2 separate regions of the Homo sapiens genome follow, and region 1 is linked to region 2. The links are chromatin loops, found by intact Hi-C in ENCODE. Cell type or tissue: GM12878. All regions are shown on one strand. Links, peaks and the distances in the headings refer to the core of each region. The heading gives the core; the rest is flanking DNA. Region 1 overlaps DOCK7 (dedicator of cytokinesis 7). Region 2 has its middle 36 kb from the start of ATG4C.

Region 1 (8,000 bases), core at 1-8,000, 240 kb after region 2:
TTCTTAACTTTCAGTTCTAAGACATTATTAACTATTGAGAGTTTCGTGGGAAAAAATGTAAATGATAGAATATTATAGTTAATTTTGCTAACTATCTTAATATAGGCATATCTTTTTGTTTTTTTCCATAAATTTCCTAAAGACATGGATTTCAGAATTTAAAAAAGAGAAAGAGATAAGGAAAGAAAGGAAAGAAAAGGGAAAGAAATTAGAAGAAATAGAGCCATGTCCTTTATTGTACAGGAAATGATTCTTATTTCTCAGTATTTTTTGTATTTCTTTAATTGACATATGTATAGTTGTATTCTTTTGTATTTGTTTTTCAGTATTTTTAAAAATTTATATTTGAACTCTGAACATTTACTTTCATTATTCTTCATCCTCTTAACCAATTTAAAGTCTTACCTTTTCCAAAAACAAGCAGTTTTATAGTTGAAAGTTTGAAATTATGACTGAGTCCATTGTTTAAATGTATATTTGTGTATTCTCCACATTCTCAATGCTGTCTCCACTCCTAATGGATTTGTATGAATCATTTCTATTGCTGCCACCCCTTAAAGGAACCCATACATGCAGTCTGCCTTCAAACCTAGAAACCACTTTATCAGCCTAGACATAACATGCTTGGACAAAGTACATATCATTTCTGTTCTTAAGGAGCTTATATACTTGTGGTCCTAAGTGTTATGGAAAGGAACAAAGCAAAAGAAAAGGAAAAGGAGGTATTGGAGAGTGGGAGGCCTTTCTAAGGAGGCGATAAAGGAAAATTTGTGAGAAGAACAATTAGGAAAAAGGAACAACAACCATTGCACAGGTTGTAAGTCAGAAGCGTAGTCAGAGTATATACTGATAGATTCGCAAGGATAACAGAAAGCGGTAAGCAAGAGGAAGAATGGTAGGAAATAAAGTCATATCATGTAAGGCCTTATAAGCCATGGTTAAGATTTTAAGCAAACCAATGTTAGAACATTTGCTTATTTAAGTGGGTATTGTTTTAAAGAAAAGATACTGCATATAGCAAGTACATTTCTTCTGAAATTATTGTGAAAATTTTTAATAAAAAGCACCATTGTCAGGTTTTTCAACTTGTACTGAGGATAAAATGGCTTGTACAAATTATTGTTGTATATTTCTTACATGATTGCAAGTATACATATATGTGGTCCAACTGAAATAACATTTGAAAATTGGTTTTGAAATTTATTTGACAGAGAGAAGCCCATCTGGAAGTGCCTTTGGAAGTCAAGAAAATTTGAGGTGGAGGAAAGATATGACTCACTGGCGTCAAAACACAGAGAAGCTTGACAAGTAATACAGCTTTCTATTTTATGTTACTGATGGGTGTGTTGAATTTTAAAATGTAAGAGGAAAATGATAACTTTTACTTTATATTTACATTTAGTATTTACACTTAATAAATATATTAAGTCTTAGAGAACAAAATATTTAATTTAAAAATTTTAGATTTAAAAAGATTTGGAGGAAGAACTTCTCGTGGTATAGTAAGGCAAAATATTATATTTTAAACTCCATTTTCTTTAAAACATCCTCTTGGAAAATGCATTCAGCAACTATTTTTTGAACATATTTTAGGTGTCACATTGAACTAATATTTCAAATATTACAAAGAATCAGAAACCTGACATTTGTCGTTATGGAGCTTATAATATAATTCAAGAAAGACAAAACAATACAGGTCTTCTGTTTCTAGCATAAAGGCAGACTTGATACATTGACTGATCCTACTGCCATAAACACCTACAATACACTTACATGAATCTTCTTACTGCCCAAGTGGCTGCAGGTAAACTTTTCTGGCTTGAGATTTGGCACTGAGTCAAGGGGCTAAAATTTTTTTCTTGAGAATTTCTAATTATAAGTTAGCCCGCAAGTAGCTTCACTGGCCCATAAAACTTTGAGAATGGAGTGACCAACTCATTTCAGGTTTGCCTAGCACTCTCCCAGTTATAGCACTGATTGTCCCACATCCCAGGGAGCCCTTTAGTCCTGTCCTAAGGCAAACCAAGATGATTGATTACCCTATCTGAGAACCATCATCAGCCCAAGCCTCAGAAGATTCTCACAAATAAACTTTCACAATATTTTCTCACAGACAGTAAAATCATAAAACAGAGGAAACAAGTGAGAGCCAGCAGAGAAACAAGTTTCAGTACCATATGTATGAGAGCTTGAAATAATCAGATATTGAATGTAATATAAATATATTAAAATTCTTAACCTTGGAATGTGTGCTTTCCTTTCTTTTTCTCCGTCTGTCCAAATCTATTTCTCTGATGGTTTTTCTACATGTGTTATTTTTTAGAAATCACAGAGTAGCCAGGTACTGTACTATCAGTATAGTAGTGCTTTATTTCTGCATTTGTAGAATGTGTTCTCTTGGCTTATCTTGCTGTGTTTTGAGGGAGACTTTTTTGGTGTTCTCCTGATTCTTTTTGTTTAAACCATCTTATGTTTCTTTATAAAATGTCACTGGAAATTTTAAGTTTGAACATTAAATATTTTATTTTCCAGTTTAATTTTGATAATTGTATTCTTTTTTTTTTTTTTTTTTGAGACAAGATCTCACTCTGTCACTCAGGCCAAAGTGCAGTGGCACAATCATGACTCACTGCAGCCTTGACCTCCTGGGCTTAGGTGAGCCTCCCACCTCAGCCTCCCAAGTAGCTGGGATTATAGCTGTGCACCACCACGCCCAAATAATTTTTGTAGAGACAGGGTTTTGCCATGTTGTGCAGGCTGGTCTCTTAACTCCTGGTCTCAAGGATCCCCTACCTCAGCCTTTCAAAGTGCTTTTATTCTTAAATTGAATTTGTAAACTGTAAATTAATGAAGTATTCTCTTTAGTGGTAATAATAAAGACTCACAGACTTACAGATCTAAAAACTTAGAAAAGTTAGTGTTTAATATGGCCTTGTACTTTATGTGTTATTTTGTCTACTTTGGTGTAATATATAGTATCTGTATATCTATTATTGCTAAAACAAAAATCTCAACTATATTCATAAATCATGTGTAATTATTCTTACATTTTTATTTGCATTAAATGATACTTTTACAAATATTAGTATTTAAGTAAACCACTTTATTGCATCAAACTGTTTTGTTCTTTTTTCTTTATTATTTTTCTAGCTTTATTGAGTTATAATTGACAAAATTGTATATATTTACAGAATATAACATGATCTTTTAATATATGTGTACAATTGTGAAATGATTACCACAGGCAAGCTAACTAGCATATTCGTCACCTCACATCCTTTTTTCCCCAAATTTGTTGTGTTTCCAATGAGTAATTCCATCTAGTCTCACTGAAGAGTTAAATTATCATCTGAGCATATTTATATAAAAAAAATTGGGGGAAAATTAGATGAAACCTTAGACAAATTAAGTACATTTATCCTGAATACAGACATTGGAAATATTTGAAATAGTAAGATGAATACTAAATATTTGAATGTTGTTTTCCATGAAGCAGTCCTAAATACAAGCCCACATAGCACCACCTAGTGTCAGTGTCACTTAGAATAAAACTGTCTGCTGCATGTTTGAAAGCTAAAACATAAACATTTATGCTTTTAGTGGCATTACACTTCTGTAATGGGGTGAGAAAGTGTGTATTGTTGTGGTTAACAAAAAAGCTGCATAAATGTGTAAACTACTGCCTTTTTTCTTATTCTCTTGTAATTTTTTATCAGGCAAATATTGAAAATGGTTTGAAATTTTTTATTTCTATGCATCCTTAAGTCTTTTCAGAATTGTAGTTTTCAAAAAGATAAATATAATTTCTTACAATATTTTGTATTAGATCAAGAGCAGAGATTGAACACGAAGCACTGATTGATGGAAACCTGGCTACAGAAGCAAACCTAATCATTTTAGATACATTAGAGATTGTTGTTCAGGTAAGAATGCAAAGAAGAGAAATTTAAAATACGGATTTGGTAAATTGAGGTTGGAGGGAAAAGTGTTTACTGTGAGCCATAAAATTACATTTTATTAAATATTGGTAGTTCCTAAAAGTTTCGTTCCAAGCATTCTGAGATTCTCTGTAATTATAAATTCCCATAGCTTCAACTGTTTCTTCATGGAGGATGATTATGAAATCTTTATCTCCTTGTCTTTCCCCTTGATGGCCTAGTCTTGCATTTCCAAATATCCTCTGAGTATTTATAGGTGGAAGTTCTGCCATCAGGTGAGATTCAACATGCATGTATAGCTATAGCTACATATAGATAAACTGGGTTTATGCAGTATCCTCTGTATACCACAGCAATGTTTCAGGCTTTTTATCTATAATCATTGTGTTGGGTCCTAACAGTTGCCCTCTGGGCAGTATTCTGTAGTAACAATGTGATAGCTGACATTTATTTAGTTTTTTCTGTGTTAAACATTGTCCTAAGCACTTTACAAATATTAACTCATTTGATCCTTCTAAGAAACTCATGACATTGAAACTGTCAGTATCCTCATCTTGTAGATGAGAACACTTAGGCACAAAGATGTTAAATAACTGCCCATAATGACGCAGCTAGTATGTAGAAGAGCCAGGATTCAAATCAGTTAGCAAGATCTTTCAGATGTTTTAGTAAATATATCTCTCACCTATTCCTTCCATTCCTTTTCTACTACCACTACTCTGCCAGGTTCATATTTCCACGCTATTACAATGGCCACCTACTTCATAACTCACTCTGTATTCTTCCCACCATCCATTCTGTACATTGTTGTGAGAATTTTCCTTTAAAAGTATTTTATGGCTGGGCACGGTGGCTCATGCCTGTAATCCCAGCAATTTGGGAAGCTGAGGTGGGTGGATCACTTCAAGTCAGGAGTTCAAGACCAGCCTAGTCAACATGGCAAAACCCTGACTCTACTCTATTTTATTTATTTATTTATTTATTTATTTATTTATTTTTGAGGTGGAGTTTCGCTCTTGTTGCCCAGGCTGGAGTGCAGTGGCGCAATCTCAGCTCACCACAACCTCCGCCTCCCGGGTTCAAGTGATTCTCCTGCCTCAGCCTCCCAAGTAGCTGGGATTACAGGCATGCGCCACCACGCCCAGCTGATTGTGTATTTTTAGTAGAGACAGGGTTTCTCCACGTTGGTTAGGCTGGTCTCGAACTCCTGACCTCAGGTGATCCACCCACCTCAGCCTCCCAAAGTGTGGGGATTACAGGCGTGAGCCACTGCACCCAGCCAACCCTGACTCTACTAAAAATAAAAAAATTAGCTGGGTGTGGTGGCGCACACCTGTAATCCTAGCTACTCAGGAGGCTGAGGCACAAGAATTGCTTGAAGCCAGGAGGCGGAGGTTGCAGTGAGCCAAGATCAAGCCACTGCACTTCAGCCTGGGTGACAGAGTGAGACTCCATCTCAAAAACAAAAAAAAAAAGATTTTATCAGTCATTATCCTGACTAAAGTTTTAAAAATAGAAAAAATTTAATAAGTCCAAGATAACTGATCCCAAGATGGTTGCTTGAGCTGCGGCCATCATGTCTGTATTTCATTCAGTGAAAAGAAACAGCAGGGACAGAGTACATTTCTTTTTTTAAGGGCATGACTCAGAAGATGTAACTTCTCTTTTGTTCACCTCTCTCTGTAGCCGGATTCAAAGTCTTCAGCTAAAATTCAGGATTTCAATTATTAAAGAAGAAAAGAATGGTTATTTGTGTACCACCAACATTTTTTGCTCTAGGCACCACTCAATTTTTCAGCCTTATCTCTAGTTATTTTCTACATGAACCTCAAGTCAATTCAAATTTACTTACTAATTTTCCTAAAACACACCTTATGATTTCTTGCCATTGTATCTTACTCCTGTTTTTTCTCATTTAAATTATATTTATTCTTTTTCCCCCTTTTCTTATTCAAATCCTGCTTAGCTCCTTCTTGAAGCCATCCTAGATCTTATGTTATCATTTTTTTATCTTTTAAAACTTTACTTATACATACAGGGAGGCCTTTATTTATACATAGGGAGGCCTGTAACATCCATAACTAAATTGCAAGTACATCTCTATTTTATTTGTTTATTTTTAAATTGCAGACCGTTTCTGTAACGGAATCCAAAGAGAGCATTCTTGGTGGAGTGCTAAAAGTGCTACTACACAGCATGGCCTGTAACCAAAGTGCAGTTTATCTACAACACTGTTTTGCTACACAGAGAGCCTTGGTTTCAAAGGTAGGTTATTTTGTACCTGCAGTGTTGTCAGACTTTGTTTTTTTTATTAACATTGTCTAAGATCATTTGACACATTCATTGGTTAATATATGTAGTAATATATTAATGAATATGTGTAGTTAAAATTTAAATAATAACCTAAGACCCTTAATTCTTCTTTGCCTCTCTACTGCTGCCTGCCTTTTAGAATTTTTCATTTATTCGAATCACCTTTAACCAGTTCTGGTTTGAAAAACAGTAACTTGGATGTGGAGAAGGGCCTGAAATTAATAGCCAATCTTAAATATGGGGCTTCTCTTGTTTTCTCTTCACTTGGTTCTGTTTTTATAAAAAACTCAATTTATAAAGAATTCAATATATAAGCAATTCAACCCACTGAAATTATTTTATGATGAATGGAAAAGAAGGTATGTGTTTGTTCAACTGCTTTAAATGTTTACTTCTTATATTTGTTTTCCCTTAGAAATATGTATATTCTTAAATTTTGAAGGTAGCTATTTCATTTTAATCATCCTAGAGGATGGAATGCAGAGATGTTGATGAAAATAACTTACGTATTATTTTGTAATAAATATAGAATTCATATATGTTGATTACTAAGTGTTTTATGCACATTCTGATAGAAGCTTCACAACAATCCCTTGTAGATATATTATTAGGCCTATTTTGTGGATGAGAAAACTTGTCCAAGGTCCCACTACTAGTTAGTAAGTGGAATAATGAGCATTCGAACCCAGTTTGACTCTGTGTCTCACACTATTAACCATTAGCTAATATTGTCCTAACCATTCTTTTAATTTCTGGGCTATACTAACAAGTCTCCAGTTCAGGTTATATTAACATATCTCAGAAACTTTTACTGTAAAAATTCAGTGGTGGTTTGTTTTGTTGTTTTACAGTTTCCTGAACTCTTATTTGAAGAAGAGACAGAGCAGTGTGCTGATTTATGCCTCAGGCTTCTCCGACACTGTAGCAGTAGCATCGGTACAATACGGTCACACGCCAGTGCCTCCCTTTACCTACTAATGAGGCAAAACTTTGAGATTGGGAATGTAAGTATTTTATCATGAAAATTCTCTGTATTCATAATGAAATATAACTTCTGCTGATAGTTATTAAATCAGTTTTTGGGAGAGCATGGAGTTTTTTGTATATTTTTAGTCTAATCATAGGCTATCTTGATATTTCTCATTCTGTGTATATCTTACAAAAATCCAAATCTCCAATTGTGTGCATATCATGTGTACGTATGTATGTATGTATGTATATTAATACAGACTTAGAATATAAATGTACATTGAGCAGTTTTAAATTTTAATTGTCCCTAAGTAAAAAGAAATACAAGTTTAAGTATCTTGGCTTGATATTTTACAATTACATGTCACAGCCTTTGAAGAATTCCATTTTTTCATTTGTCTTTTATTATATGTTATATTCATGTGTTATATTTTTCCTTTTTGAGTCAAATATTTAGTTCATTTATTTTTGCTTATGTAAGTATTTAAGGCCTTGAATTTTCCTTTAAGTGCTATTTTTGGCGTCTCCTTGGTTCTGATATTTAGTAATGTTGTCATTTCAGTTTGTGTTTTCTTTTTAACCCAAAGAGTTGACTAGCCTTATTTTTTTTTTTTTTTTGAGACGGAGTCTCACTCAGTCGCCCAGGCTGGAGTGCAGTGGCGTGATCTTGGCTCACTGCAAGCTCCGCCTCCTGGGTTCACGCCATTCTCCTGCCTCAGCCTCCCAAGTAGCTGGGATTACAGGTGCCCGCCACCACGCCCAGCTAATTTTTTGTACTTT
Region 2 (9,780 bases), core at 1,049-9,048:
CCGCCTTGGCCTCCCAAAGTGCTGGGACTATAGGCTAGAGCTACTGCGCCCAGCCCTAGAATGGATTAATCTTAAAAACTGGTATTTGTCATTCAGTGATGTAGACTTTGTGAACTTTTAAAGAATAACCTTTGGGCCGGGCGCAGTGGCTCATGCCTGTAATCCCGGCACTTTGGGAGGCCGAGGCGGGCAGATGACTTGAGGTCGGGAGTTTGAGACCAGCCTGACCAACATGGAGAAACCTCGTCTCTACTAAAAATACAAAAAAATTAGCCAGGCATGGTGGTGCATGCCTGTAATCCCATCTACTCGGGAGGCTGAGGCAGGAGAATTGCTTGAACCCAGGATGCAGAGGTTGCAGTGAGCCCAAATCATGCCATTGCACTCCAGCCTGGGCAACAAGAGCGAAACTCTGTCTCAAAAAAAAAAAAAATAATAACCTTTAAGTACTGGCACTAAATAAACATAATCCTGCCCAACTTTTTGGTTTCTGTAGAGAAGCCAAAAAGTCAAGAGTTCTTTCTGGCTGCCTTTTTATAAAATATATAAAGCAGCCCAACTGTAGTGGCTCATGCCTGTAATCCCAGCACTTTGGGAGGCTGAGGCAGGCGGATCACTTGGGGTCAGGAGTTTGAGACTAGCCTGGCCAACATGGCAAAACCCTTTCTCTACTAAAAATACAAAAATTTAGGTGAACATGGTGGTGTGCACCTGTAGTCCCAGCTGTTTGGGAGGCCAAGGCATGAGAATTGCTTGAACCAGGAGGCGGAGACTGCAGTGAGCTGAGATCACCCCACCGCACTCCAGCCTGGTTGACAGAGTGAGACCCTGTCTCAAAAAAAAAAAATATATATATATATATATATTATATATACACTATATATATAATATATATACTATATATTATATATACTATATATAATATATAATATATATACTATATATAATATATAGTATATATAATATATATAGTATATATACACTATATATATACACAATATATATATACACTATATATATACACACAAACAAAATATATAAAAATATATATAAAGCTAGGTTTTTTTATAATTGTATTTTAAAAGTAGAGTTTTTATGATATCAAGAGTTAATATTAAGTTAGTAGCTTCCTTCTGAACCTTGCTCCAAGTCAAAGTTTGAGACCTGGCTTTGGGTTAAAGTAACAAATGGCCCAGTTTGACCCTTCCCTCTTCTTCCAAGCCCACTGAATTCCTGAGTCTCCAAATACCAAAAATAGCTCATCCTCTACCAAGACAGAGAGAGAGAGAGAGAGAGAGAGAGAGAGAGAGAGAGAGAGAGAGAGAAAGGTTATTTTTAGATTCAGAGGAATCTGAAATTGGGCCAGGTTGAAATTTAGACTAACACAAGGAATGTTTATGAGCAATATTTGACTTACTGTCTTTCCCTGGAAAGCAGTGTAGTGTAGAAAAAAAGAGCATGGGATTGTTAAAAATGATGTTTATGAATAGTTCATGATAACATGGAAATGTGCCTTATGTTGTAATGGTAAGTGAAAACAACTGAATAAAAAATTATACTTGCAAAACAGTCACACCTCTGTTAAACAAAAAATGAAAAATTACACTTAGAAGAAAGAATATCAAGAAATACAGATCAAAATATCAACAATGCTGGCATTTAGATTATGAAACTTTGAATAATTCTTTTTTTTTACTGCTTTTCTGCATTTCACAAATCATTTATAATTTGTGTGTGTATATATTTGTAATTAGAAAATAGTAACTTTCAAAAGAATGAAAGGAAGTAAAAGAAGGCAAGAAAGAGAAAATGTGAGTTTTGGAGTCAGACTGATCTGAGTTCAAATCACCTAAAAATTGAGACATGTTAGACAAGCCAAGAAGTATAATAATATTTAGTCCCTACTGGGTTACAGGTGGCTTAAACAGCAGTTCTGCCACTACCCGTGAGCAAAAAGAACTGCTACTTTGTATCCTCATGCTTTAGAGGGTCTTATATATAATATACCCCTCTCTCTCTCTTTCACACACACACACAAAAACAAAACAAAACAAACAAAAAAAAAACCATGAGTGCCTTCATCATTGTCTAACTGGTGTTCAGCACTGGCTCAGTGCAACCCTTCATCTTAAACATGTATTCTCAGGACTAACATTGTAACATTGTTCAGGACTCAGAGAAATGCTTCTCTGAATCTCTTGCCCTACCAAAGGCAACTGTGTTCAAATGCTGTAATAGTCTGTGGGTTTTCCTGGTGGCAATATAAAAGATAAATACTGCTTCAGAGTATGGAGAGGACTTGAGTAGCAAAATGCTTAGGTAAGAAAAAAGAGTAATTAATTAACTTGTCAAATTCTTCCTTTTAGCATGAATGCAATAGATTCTTCCATAGCCAAGAATCATTTTCCATTAGAGCAAAGCATCCACTTTCTTGCTTCTGTTCCTATTCCAGTTTGTGGTTCCTAAGTACTCATGAAGCAGCATGGTATTCACAAGAGTTACGTATTGTTACTATGGCAGGCAATCTTCTAAGATGGTCTCCAGTGATTCTCACCTCATTGTATTTATGCCCTTTAAAGTACTATGGCTTCCATCTTACTGGCAGACTCTCTCTATTGCCTTCCTGGCTCACATGCTTTGATGAAACAAGCTGCTATTGTTGGATGGACCCATATGGCAAACAACTGAGGGTGGCCTAGGACCAACAGCTAGTAAAAAACTTAGGCCCTCAGTTCAACAACCTGCAAAGAACTGAATCCTGGCAACAATCACTGTGTAAACTTGCAAGCACATTCCTCCCCAGTCATGCCTTCAAATGAGACCAAAAACCAAAAACCTTGGCCAGCACCTTGACTGCAGCCTTGTCCGAGACCAGGAAGCAGAGGACCCACCTAAGTAAGCCATGGCAATTCCTAACCCACAAAAAGTGTGAGATAATAAATGTTATTCTTTAAAACCACTAAGAGGCTGGGCATGGTGGCTCACACCTGTAATCCCAGCACTTTGGGATGCTGAGGCAAGCAGGAGTTTGAGGTCAGGAGTTTGAGACCAGCCTGGCCAACATGGCAAAACTAGTCTCTACTAAAAACACAAAAATTAGCAAGGTGTGGTGGTGGGTGCCTGTAATCCCAGCTACTCGGGAGGCTGAGGCTGGAGAATCACCTGAACCCAGGAGGCAGAGGTTGCAGTGAGCTGAGATCGTGCCACTGTACTCCAGCCTGGGCAACAAAAGTGAAACTCCATCTGCAAAAAAAAAAATACTAAGAGTTGGAGTAACTTGTTATTCAAAATAAATAATGTAGTGGAAGAGAAAGATTTTGCAATATTAAACATTACATATTACTCCTCAATGTACATATATACATATACGTAGATCTAAACATAATAATTCATGATGTAGTTTAACAATTCTTTACATTGGCAACATGACAAGCATTGCACATTAACAGTGCAAATAGTTTTATCTTTATAAAAATATTTAACAAGTTAAATAAAATTAAAATTAAATACTATTAAATATTTTCAAAATATTAAATTTTTATTTTACTTGAATAATTTTTATTTTGTTAATAAAATTTTTGCTTTGAATTTTAATAAATGAAATTAACAATTTCAGAAGAAAAATAACTTTTTAAAATATAAAAATAATTGTTAAATTTTACATTTATTTTAACTTATATTTTTATAAAATTTATGCAAATTTTATGACCTTATACTTTTTTATTTTTTAATTCCTCAGGCCATTTTACAATAAAATACAATTTATGTAAAAATATTGATTATAAAAACACATTTAGTTATTTTGTTGAAATTAAGGGAAGAAAACTAATCTCATGGAATAAGCATGTGTGATGAGTTGAATTGTGTCCCCTGCTCCTAAAATTTACAGGTTGAAATCCTAAACCCCAGTAACTCAGAATATGACCTTATTTGGAAATAGAATCATTGCAGATATGATTAGTTAAGGTAAAGTGAGATAATACCAGAGTAGGGTGAACTGTGAATCCTATATGACTGGTGTCCTTATTAAAACGGGAAATTTGAACACAGAGACAAACATGAAGGGATAACTCTAGGTGACGATTGGAATTATACTTTCCAGTAGGAGCATGAGACAGATCTTTTCTAGCTCCTTCAGAGGGAGCATGGCCTTGTCAATGCTTTGATCGTGGACCTCCGGTCTCTAAAATTGTGAGATAACAAATTTCTGTTGTTTAAGCCACTCAGTTGGTGGTACTTTGTTATAGCAGCCCTAGCAAACTAATATAGTATGCAATAATTTATAAATTATGTATGTCTTTCTTTTATTACTTGCCCAAATATTGCCAGTCTATCAACAGGATACACAGACATACACAATAATACTTAATTAAGCTCAATCAACTTTGATATTCAATCAATTTGTTATTCATCAATTTGATGACATTCAATAACAGAAAACCATAAGTTTAACCATATTTCCCAATTTGTTATTATAAAAGTATATTTAGACAAGGTAGAAAGATAAAAAAGTATAGTTTTAGCTCTTATAATTAGGTCTATGATCCATTTTGAGTTCCGATGGTATATGCTATGAGGTTAAGAGTTCATTCTTGTGCAAGTGGATATTCAGTTGTCCTAGTGTCATTTGTCGGAAAGATTATTTTTGCCCCACTAAATTGTATTGGCATGTTTGTTGAATATCAGTTGCCCATAAGTTATGGATGTATTTCTGAACCTGCAATTCTATTCTGTTGATATATATGTCTATCCTTATGCCAGCACAATACTGTCTTGACTACTATAACTTTGCGGTAGGTTTTGAAATTGGAAAATGTGAGTTCTCCAACTTTCTTCTTTTTCAACACTGTTTGGCTCTTCTGGGTCTCTTGCATTTCCTTATGGAGTTTAGAATAATCTTGTCAATTTCTGTAAAAAAAAAAAAAAAGCCAGCCAGAATTTTCATAGGAATTACGCTGAATCTGTAGCTCAATTTCAAGAGTATTGACATCTTAACAATATCAAGTCTTCCAATCCATGAACACAGATGCCTTTCTATTTATTTAAACCTCTAATTTCTTTCAATGATTTTTGTATGTTTTGTGTAGAAATCTTGCATTTCTTGTGTTAAATTTATTCCTAAGTATTTTATTCTTTTTGATGCTATTGTAGATGAAGTTGTTTTCTTAATTTCATTTTCAGATTACTTGTTCCTAGTGAATAGGAAAAATAACTGATTGTTGCATATTGATCTTGTACCATACCACCTTGAGTACACTTATTTATTAACTCTTAAACTTTTTTGTGGATTACCTAGGATTTACTTTCTGTATATGTGATGTCATCCATAAACAGATAGTTTTGCTTTTCTCCTTTCCAATTTGGATGTGTTTTATTTCTTTTTCTTAACTAATTGCCCTGATTAGAACCTCTAGAACAATGTTGAATAGAAGTGACAAGAACAATATCTATGTCTTGTGTCTGATCTGAAGGGAAAATCTTATTAGCTGTTGGACTTTGAGCAAGATATCTAACTTCTCCGTACTCAGTTTCCTTATCTGCAAAATGAAAATAATAATAGTACCTCCTTTATAAGGTTCTTGTGAAGATTATAAGAATCAATACAAGTAAAGTACATGGATCAGTGCTGGACATATGTCGTCTGCTTTTATTTTGGTCACTTTACTAAACATCACATGTACTGTCATCATCATTCTTAGCGTAATAGACAAGTTGGCTAAATTTCAAAGAATAATTCCTAAACCTGGGTATCTGTGTTACAAATTGTAGCTTATATTAAAGATATCCTCCTTCATAAAAAGTATAACATGAAGGTTGAGCAGATTAAATATGTCTAGAAAGTTGACCCTAGAATTAGTGATGAGAAAATATTGGGCATAGAAACGTAACAAATTAAACAGATTTCAATGAGTTGCCAGTAGATGGCTCTCTTAATCTGCTATTTCATTTTGAGTTCAGCTCTGTGCTTTTTTATATATTAAGTCACATCATCAAAAACCGCTGAAGAATGAGGCAGAGTGCTTTCCAGGAGCGATCTAATTTATTTGCCTTTCTTCTGGTGGGATTTACCATTCACAGTTGTAAACACACTTGCAGAGAAACCTCCTCAGTCAACCTCTGAGCTGAGAAACCTCCTCAGCTATGGTTTTGTTTGTTTTTAATTAATAAAACATGAGGAAACACTTTTGGATTTTGTTTTGTTTCGTTTTATTTTGAGACAAGGTCTCACTCTGTCACCTAGGCTGGAGTGCAGTGGTGCAATCTCAGCTCACTGAAACCTCTGCCTCGGGGTTCAAGCAATCCTCCTGCCTCAGCCTCCTGAGTAGCTGAAATTACAGGTGTGTGCCCCCATGCCCGGCTAATTTTTTAAATTTTTTGTAGAGACGGGGTTTCACCGTATTGCCCAGGCTGGTCTCAAACTCCTGACTCATGCGCCTGCCTCGGCCTTCCAAAGTGCTGGGATTATAGGTGTGGGCCACCAGGCCCGGCCTGGAAATGTTTTAATTGGAGCCTTAGAATGTCAATTATTTTTATTCACCGTGCTAGATGAATGAACATAATTTATTTTTTTAATTTTTCACAGACAATGGACTTCCAGTTTTTCTTGCTATATTTCTTTTTAATAGCTTTAGACCTGTCTAATCCTTCCCTCAGTTTTTCTCTGTATTATAATAAAGCCAAGTAATGGACTTATACAAATTTATCTTTTCTTTCTTTCTTTTTTTATTTTAGAGATAGGATCTCTCTATGTTGCCCAGGCTGCATTTGAACTCCTGGGTTCAAAGTGATCTTCCTGCTTCAGCCTCCCAAGTAGCTTGGACTACAGATACATAGCACCATGCCGGGCAAGTCTATTTGTTCTTTAATATATCGGTTAGCTGTTCAAGACCTTTCTGTTCCTGTGGCACTTTGCCTTCATTTTATTATACTGTCATTTATTAGCATTGATTACTTTTACTACTAGTTCCTCAAATGTTTGGTGAAGCTATACCTTATTCTCTAAGACATTAGTTGCTGTGACAGATACATCCAGATGTTTGCCTGTCAAACCTTACAATGTATAGAGTTCATAGCCCTACCTACTGCTTCTGCAAAGTTCTAGAACTTATTTCCTCAGAATTATGTCTCTAAACTCCTAAATATGCCTGTGCTCTACAGTTCCATCCCATCCTAGGCCAGTTGAGAGAGGAAGAACAGACTCTTCCACTGGTTTCACAAAAAACTTGCTTGTAGCCAAATACTTGATAAAAGTCTGCAGGGTTCTAGAGAGGAGTCACAGGGCAAGGTGCCTAGTCTTTCACCAGTTCAAACAGTTGTTTGGTTTCCCTTCATATTTTCTCTTCTTTACTTCTCTCCATTTCATCCCTATATCTCCAGAATAAAAAAAATAAACTCAACCCTCTTCTCCACAGAACCGTTCTTCCAAGAGTCAGATGTTAAGTTCCTCAGATTCCTGAACTGTTCCCATGGGTAACTCTAAAGCTGGATGGCCTTTTAGGTACGTCCTGAATCAAGGCAAGAGGCCAGCCCTTTGTATCCCTCATTGATCAGTCTTTGGATTCAAGCTATTCTCAGGGAGGAGGGATAAACTTGAGTGAGACACCTCCCTTTGTCTCAGAAAGAGACTCAACTATGAGCCATCAGCAGCCAACACTCCCAAAACCTGAAGGAAACCAATGCTTCGATTCTAAATAAGGCATCTGGGTAGTGTGCTGTAGAATTCACTTCAGAGTCCATCTTCAGAAGAAAAAAGCAAGGCCCCAAAAGCAAGAAATAAACCAGAATAAGCTATGAAGACCCAACAACATTATTTGAGTCCCTTAGCACAGTTCTATTCCTGGAATTTGTAGGGATGTGAGCCAATAGATTCCATTTTCTGCTTTTGCTGTTTGAAATTGGGTTTCTGGCACTTACAACTGAAGGACTCCTGACTAACAATACTTTATGTTTGAAGAAAGCAATAATCACTATTTTCTACTTCCTGCACTTATCACAATGTTTGTATTATAATTTCTTTGTTTATACATCTATTTCTCTAATGAAATTATAAATTTCTTAAAAAATCATATTAGGTTGGTGCAAAAGTAATTGCTGGTTTTGCCATACTTTTATTTACCCTATCTCTAGCATCTATAGAAATGCATAAATAAAGGTGATAGGGAATAAATATTTGTTGAATTAATGAATAAGAAAGTGCCAAGATTATAGACAATGAATGGGTATGGACATGGAAGAGTTCACAGGGCACAATAAGTAAAGAAAGGGTAGTCAAAAATTGACTTACCAAAAAAATAGACTTGAAAGACATAATATTTGGGCTCTCAGAGTTCACATCTCCTCTCTTAGCCCTACCCAAAGTGGAATTTAACCAAAGATACTTAGATTTATTTATTTATTTACTTATTTATTTATGAGACAGAAATGTGTTCTGTTGCCCAGGCTGGAGTGCAGTGGTGCAAACATGGCTCACTGCAGCGTTGATCTCCTGGGCTCAAGTCATCCTCCTGCCTCAGCCTCCTAAGTAGCTGGGACCACAGGCACACACCACCATCCTTGGCCAATTTTTAAAAAAATTTTATTTATTTATTTTTAAATTTTTTTCCTTAAGTTATTGGGGTACAGGTGGTATTTGGTTACATGAATAAGTTCTTTAGTGGTGATTTGTGAGATTTCAGTGCACCCCATCACCCGAGCAGTACACACTGCACCATATTTGTAGTCTTTTATCCCTCACCCCCTTCACACTCTTCCCCTCAAGTCCCCAAAGTCCATTGTATCATTCTTATTATGCCATTGTGTCCCCATAGCCTAACTCCCACATATCAGTGAGAACTTATGATGTTTTGTTTTCCATTCCTGAGTTACTTAACTTAGAATAATAGTCTCCAGTCTATCCTGATCACTGTAAATGCTGTCAATTCATTCTGTTTTATGGCTGAGTAGTATTCCATCACATATATATGATATATGTATCATACATATCATACATCCATATGATATATGTATCATACATATCATACATACATATATGTATATATCTCATATATGTATATATCTCATATATATGATACATATATACACCACAGTTTCTTTATCCACTCATTGACTGATGGACAATTAGTTTGGTTCCACGATTTTGCAACTTGTGAATTGTGCTGCTATAAACATGTGTGTGCAGTATCTTTTTCGAATAATGACTTATTTTCCTCTGGGTAGATATCCAGTAGTGGGATTGCTGGATCAAATGGTAGTTCTACTTTTAGTTCTTTAAGGAATTTCCACACTGTTTTCTATAGTGGCTGTACTAGTTTACATTCCTACAAGCAGTGTAGAAGTGTTCCCTGTTCACAGCATCCATGCCAACATCTACTATTTTTTAATTTTTTTGATTATGGACATTCTTGCAAGAGTGAGGCAGTACCGCATTGTGGTTTTGATTTGGATTTCCCTGATCATTAGTGATGGTGAGCATTTTTTCATATGTTTGTTGGCCATTTGTATATCTTCTTTTGAGAACTGTCTATTCAAGTTCTTAGTCCACTTTTTGATGGGATTGTTTTTTTCTTACTGATTTGTTTGAGTTCATTGTAGATTCTGGATATTAGTCCTTTGTCAGGTATAGATTGTGAAGATTTTCTCCCACTCTGTGGGTTGTCTGTTTACTCTGCTGACTGTTCCTTTTGCCATGCAAATCTCTTTGGATTAATTAGGTCCCAGCTATTTATCTTTGTTTTTATTGCGTTTGCTTTTGGGTTCTTGGTCATGAAATCCTTGCCTAAG

Evidence for each region. Peaks named below come from ENCODE experiments on the same cell type or tissue, not always from the same donor. Only the 100,000 strongest peaks of a DNase experiment are listed, where the experiment ranks them.
Region 1: a loop joins it to region 2, with 11 times the contacts of the local background. A loop is called at or near these places in 83 of 110 quality-filtered maps.

Annotation. Positions count from the first base shown.
Region 1 is chr1:62,503,885-62,511,884 of GRCh38, reverse strand. DOCK7 (dedicator of cytokinesis 7) reads left to right here. Exons shown (of 50, transcript NM_001367561.1): 34 at 1,212-1,308; 35 at 3,827-3,923; 36 at 6,069-6,203; 37 at 7,103-7,255. Among named protein-coding and RNA genes, the nearest start is that of USP1, 71 kb to the right of the region's middle. In GM12878, for the core only: a CTCF peak has its summit at 3,528 (motif pointing left); a DNase peak (open chromatin) is centred at 3,504.
Region 2 is chr1:62,742,865-62,752,644 of GRCh38, reverse strand. No RefSeq gene overlaps it. Among named protein-coding and RNA genes, the nearest start is that of ATG4C, 36 kb to the left of the region's middle. In GM12878, for the core only: a CTCF peak has its summit at 5,925 (motif pointing right); a DNase peak (open chromatin) is centred at 5,964.